Linked DNA regions of Homo sapiens: region 1 is linked to region 2. A link is an interaction called in ENCODE POLR2A ChIA-PET data of the cell type or tissue named here. Cell type or tissue: PC-9. All regions are shown on one strand. Links, peaks and the distances in the headings refer to the core of each region. The heading gives the core; the rest is flanking DNA. Region 1 overlaps CPEB2-DT (CPEB2 divergent transcript). Region 2 overlaps C1QTNF7-AS1 (C1QTNF7 antisense RNA 1).

Evidence for each region. Peaks named below come from ENCODE experiments on the same cell type or tissue, not always from the same donor. Only the 100,000 strongest peaks of a DNase experiment are listed, where the experiment ranks them.
Region 1: POLR2A ChIA-PET joins it to region 2 with 11 read pairs; 5 of 35 experiments call an interaction of 5 or more read pairs at or near these places.

Annotation. Positions count from the first base shown.
Region 1 is chr4:14,992,990-14,995,917 of GRCh38, reverse strand. It overlaps CPEB2-DT (CPEB2 divergent transcript), which reads left to right. Exons shown (of 8, transcript NR_038857.1): 4 at 568-664. Among named protein-coding and RNA genes, the nearest start is that of CPEB2-DT, 7.6 kb to the left of the region's middle. In PC-9, for the core only: no CTCF peak of the experiment used is centred there; a DNase peak (open chromatin) is centred at 1,467.
Region 2 is chr4:15,165,805-15,168,732 of GRCh38, reverse strand. All of the region lies in intron 2 of C1QTNF7-AS1 (C1QTNF7 antisense RNA 1), which reads left to right. Among named protein-coding and RNA genes, the nearest start is that of CPEB2, 160 kb to the right of the region's middle. In PC-9, for the core only: no CTCF peak of the experiment used is centred there; no DNase peak of the experiment used is centred there.

The DNA.
Region 1 (2,928 bases), core at 314-2,813, 170 kb after region 2:
CACCACTAACCCCTCTGAAAGCTTCCCTACAGTGGAATGCTTATTTCTGTAACAGCCCAGGCCAATTCAGCCTTAGGGCCTTTGCCCTCGCAATTCCCACACCTGGAATACTTGTCTCCTAAGTAGCAACAGGGCTCACTTAATCATGTTTTTATCATTTTTTTTCATGTCTCTCTCACGTCTCTGCTAAAAGTCATTTTTCAGTGATGTCTTCCCTGACCACCATTGTAATAAAATGACAACCCCCCGCCGCCACTCTTTCCCAGCCTTCTTATTCCTCATAAGGTGTTTGTGTTTCCATCTGACCCACTATGTACTTGAACTGTTTATCTGTCCTCTCTCTGAGATCACAAGCCCATGAGGAAAGGTCCATGCCTGTTTTGCTCACTGTTGTATCCTCAGCACTTACAACGATGCCTTGCACATAGTAGGCTTTCAAGAGTTGGGAATTGCATGCACTTATTAAAGGGGTTGTTGAATTAATAAATAGCAATTTTAGGAAATGATAGCTAAAAGAATACAATAGTAATACAAGGGTCTGTTTATAAATGGTTAATTTGTTTTCAGGAGCTGTCCAAACACCATGCAGATGCTCCTAGGATTCTTAAACTAGCCAAAAATAATTCCAGGCATTGTCAGATATAGGATAAGTACATGAAGACAGGTAAGTCATCCCAAGACTATAACGCTGGGGAATAGATAACCCTGGAGTACAAGGGGGAAAACTTCTGTCTCAGGAGACTAGAGTTGGGACTCCAGGAACACAGGGGTTCATTACAGGAGCTTGAACAAAGAGAGGAGTCAAGACCCCATCTCATAGAAATGGAACCAGTTCAGGAGGCACTGCAGTTAAGGTCAACTGGATGCCTTACTTCCATGCTGCTGGTTTCTTTCTGTGGCAGAGCCCATGCCCATAAATGTAATTAACCCCACAGAATGGGAAAGCTTTGAGTCTTTAGATGGGAGCTAATTAGCTCTGGTTTGGAGTTGGAAAAGGAGAAAGTAGAAATTAAGATTCATTCTGACCTTGACCAACTTCAAGGTGCTTTATTGATGTGGCACTCAAGAGTAGTACCATCCTCAATTACTTCTAGTTCTCCTACTTTTCTAAACCTTCCTTCATAATTTCCTCCTTCACTTTCTCCTTACATATTCTTTACGTGTGAGAGTTCCTTAGGCTTATGTTTCTGGTCCTTTTCTATATTTCTACCTACTTTTTCTAGATGAATTTATTATCATGTTTTCAAACATCATCTAAATGCTAATGTCTTCCAAATCCATCTCTTTAGCCTCATGGTCAAAATCATATTTCCAACTGCCTGTTTAACAGTTTGACCTGGGTGTCCTTCAGCCACATCAATTCAATGTGTCTATACCTGCATTCAACATCTTCCCCAAAATCTGCTTCTCCTATTTTGCTTCTTGTCTTGGCTGACGTCATCATCACACAACCAGTTTCTCAAGCTGAAACATGAGTCATCCTCTTCCTTCATCTCTCTCACCCTCCAAAAACAATTGTCAACCATGCTCTGTCAATTATACTGCAGAAACGTTACTCAAATGTAATTCCTTCATGTATCTCCGCATTCCCTTGCCTTTCACATTCCTGGAACACAAGTGCCCAATAAGTATTTGTTGATTAGTAATTGCCCAATGAATGCTGTAAGAAGAAAAGATGAAGAAAAGGAGAAAACAAGGTAAGGAAAGGAAGGAGGGAGATGGAAGGAAGGAAAGAGGTAGATGTTTCCAAAGCATGCTTTACAAAGACATGAGCCATTTTGTGGATAACTGTAGCATTGTTACCTTATGTTTACTGGAGAAAAAATAAAATGAATAATCATAATAACAATGACAAAAAAGTTATTTTCCTTCCCAATATTTTTTCCTTGACAATACCAAACTAAAAGTTTCACTCTGGTTATTACGATCTCTATTCTGGTTATTATGCCATACAAAGATGAACTCATTGACAAAGAAAAATATCAAGAATCTTCCCCTGATGACAAAGTGTAGCCCCGAAACATAATAGAAGGTCTGTGTTACCCTTTGTGGCATCCAGGGGATTTATCATCCCACTCCAATACCCCCACCTAGGAGAGAACCTGTCAGCCTCTCCAGTAATTTCTGCCACGATGCTCACTGGGCCCTTACGTAGACTGACTGACTTCTCTATTGCTACTTATCTTGTATCTTTAAGGCCATGTGAACTCGATTGAATTACAAGTCTTTGTAGGCAGTTGCTATGCCTTATATGTTCTTTAATTTTCCTAGTTCTTATTGATTGATTTATGTATTCAGAAACTCTCTGTTGAGTGCCTGCTCTGTACCAGACACTGTGCAAGGCACTATGGGTATAACTGTGAAAAGAACAGAAAATATATCCATTATTCTGTACATCCTCACAGAGGCTGTAAATAAATACTGTTGACATTAGTTATGATAATTCCCAACCCTAATTATCTGGGCAGAGTCATAAACAGTGAGACTGTAGGCTGAAACTGACCTACTAAATTGGAATCCTACTTGCTGCAATATGACCTTGCCGGGCTGGTCATCGGTGGAGCCTTGTGATCTATACAGAATATTGAGGTAAGGCAAATCTAGCAAGAAGGCAGAAAAAATTACACACTGAAGCTCATCTCAATCCTGGCTTGAAATGGGACTTCTATTATTTCCTTTTCTTGTCACAATATACTTTGTGAGTAGATAAAGCGAATAATATTTTTGTTTTGTTGTTGGAAAACCAAAGCCCAGAGGTAAAGTCGTTTGCTTGAGATGGTTTGCATAGACTGAGATTAATGCCCCCATCTCCTCATTTCTCAGTCTCTTGCTTCATTAGTTGGCCCTCAGGCTAGTGCTAGAAGCAAAGACAAAGAGTGGGCCACTGCTCAGCAAGTACCTGAGTAAAACAGGGTCACAGGGACACAC
Region 2 (2,928 bases), core at 253-2,752:
CCATCTTCTGTAAATGTTTGCTGATTAAATGAGGTGGAATGGGCACGGGAATAGTTCCCAACCTAGGGACTGCTGATCCTCCAGACATTCACCATAGCAATAACTAGGATGCATAAGCCATTATTAATCTTAAACATTTTTAATGAATATTGCACATCTACTCTCAAGAGCTTAGCTCCAGCTGTGTGAAATGCCCCTTTACTTGGTGGTTAGTTTATCAACTCTGTGCTAATACAGCTGTCAGATAAGATATCATTGGCTACACGTAGATCAATAATGAAATTATTACTTAGTCAATAGGATGTTCTTTCTAAGTAGACAAAATCATTGGTAACCTGATGTCTTTGTAGGGAAAATAAAAACAATAAAAAGAAAAAGATAACTGGAGCTTTGGGGGACATTGTCTCACAAAACCTGTCACTGAATAAGGGTTAGAGTTGATAGGAATAGTTGGCTTTGCTGACTGTCTAAAACAAAGCCAGGCAGAGGACATTTCTGGATTCAGAGAACAATGGAGGTTCCTTGATTTCAAAACTTACCACACCCTCCCAAAAGGAAAACAAAGAATAACAAGGAGAAAAAGCAGACAAAACGACACATGACCATGTCTTTTGTTAGTAGGAGACAGAAGCATCACAACCTCTAACTTACCTGTAAGTAGAGAAAAAGGTGAATTCCAATAGAGCCCCTGCCTGTGGGTGAGAGATTAGAAAAGGGGAGGCTTGAGAGTCTTCATAAAATGTGCAAACAAAATAAACCCAGAAACGAAAGTCCAACATTAAAATCCAAAGTACAGAATGTATCCTGTGACCTGAAATTGTCAGTACTGGACACAGGGCAGAGAGAGAAGAGAGGGAAGAGAGGGAAGAGCTGCAGAGAGAGAAGAGCTGGTGCCCCTGGGAGACAAACCAATGAAGAACATCAGCAGGGGAGATAAATTACTCTCCAAGAGAAATATACCCTCCTTCACCCCATCCCACCCCAACTTAGGGCCCAAATCATCCATAAAAGAAACTACCTAGAAGAGGGAAGAACGCGAAGAAAGGGAAGCTCTTAAATTAGGAAGCCTGTTCATGAAACGAATAAGAATCAAGAAAATCAAGCATATATATATATATTTATATATATATATATATATATATATATATGTATATATATAAAATAATATATATAATAATATATATCTCATATAATATTTATATGAGATTGTTATAAAAAATTAGAAAATGAGAATCAAAGCATTTCTGTTAACAGAAATTCTCCCCAGGAAATTTAGCCAAAAATCAGAAGAAAACTCTAAAACAAGTGTAAAGGAACACTCCAAAGTGAATCAATTTACAGATATGAAAAAACACATTGAATCAGAAATATGAAAACTAGGAACAGAAATAGACCCCCAAAAAAGCACACACAACAACTACCCAGAAAGAACCCCAAAGAGTAGGTTTTCAAAATAATTTTTAATAAAGATAGGGTCTTGCTATGTTGCTTAGGCTGAACTCAGAGTCCTGGGCTCAAGTGATTCTGCTGCTCATCCTCCTAAGTAGCTGGGACTGCAGGTGGGTGCCACCCAGCTTCCCTGATCTGATCACTATACTTTATGTGTATCAAAATATCACTGTGCATCCCATGAATATGTGCAATAACTGTGTTGATTTTTAAAAAATTAAAAGAATGCAAACAATTTTTTAAAACCCAGAAAATAATAAAATGAGTGAAAATGAATTGGGAAGGGACTTGGGAAAGAAATAGGGCAAAAGATAAAAGTTCATCAGTAATGAAGACTGAAGAGGAGGATAGAATCAAATAAAATGGAAAGAATGTTGACAAAAATAGATCACCAATCAAAATAATGATGACATGAAGAACAAAGTAAAAAAGGTCAGAGGGAAACTGGTTGAAATGACATAAAATTGGAAAAGGGTGTCTAACATACCTATGATTGGCATCCCCAAATAAGAAAATAAATAGAACTAATATTTTAAAAAGTGAAATTCCAGAAAAGTTCCAGAACTAAAAGGAAAACTGAATTTACACATAGACAGGGCCTAAAGGGAACTAGGAAAAAATGGAGTAATTGATTCTGGGACATGGTCTAGTAAAATCAATAGACATTAAAGGAAAAGAAAAAATCCTCAAGTCCTCCAGGCACAAAGATAGAATAACTTAGAAAGGCAAGATAATTAGTTTGTCATCAGACTTCTTTAAAACAACATGAAAAGCAAGGCAATAGCAGAGTTGCATTCTCTGTTAGGGAATGAGCTTCAATCAACCAAAAGATGTCTGGGAAAGCTTTGCCAAAAGTACTAATAAAAAATAATATGTAGACATTACATGTTCTCACAAATAAGAACGAACACAACTTTAAAAATGAGAGGAGACTTCAACTTCTACAAAAGTGAAGAGGACACATTTTCCTATATTTCTACCACTGTGTGAAGCTAAAAATCTGAACATTACATGTAAAATGAACATAAGAAGGCTTGGAAAGGTGAAGAGAAGAAAATAGACTTCTAGAGACTGACAAAAGGCCCTGAATTGGAAAGGTGCACCGAAACATGCCAGCACTAGAGATAAATCAAAACAGAATTCTAAAAAAAGTTCAAGTAACCTACAGGAAGGCAGAAAAAGCAAAGCTGGAAAACAGAAGAAATAAGCAGAGAACAAAAAACAATATGGCAGACTTCAGCTTTATTACATCAATAATTGAAGGCAACACCTTCAAAATGGCAAACTATAGATGGAGGACAAATTACTGATGGCCAGTGTTTTGGGATTTAGGGAGGGATGGGAGTAGAGGTGGCAATACAGAAGTAGCCCAAGGGAGATCTCTGTGGTAATGGAATGTCTGTGTTTTGATCACAGTGGTGGTTACACAAATCTGCCATTGTGATAAGACAACATAGAATTATATAAACATGTTATACC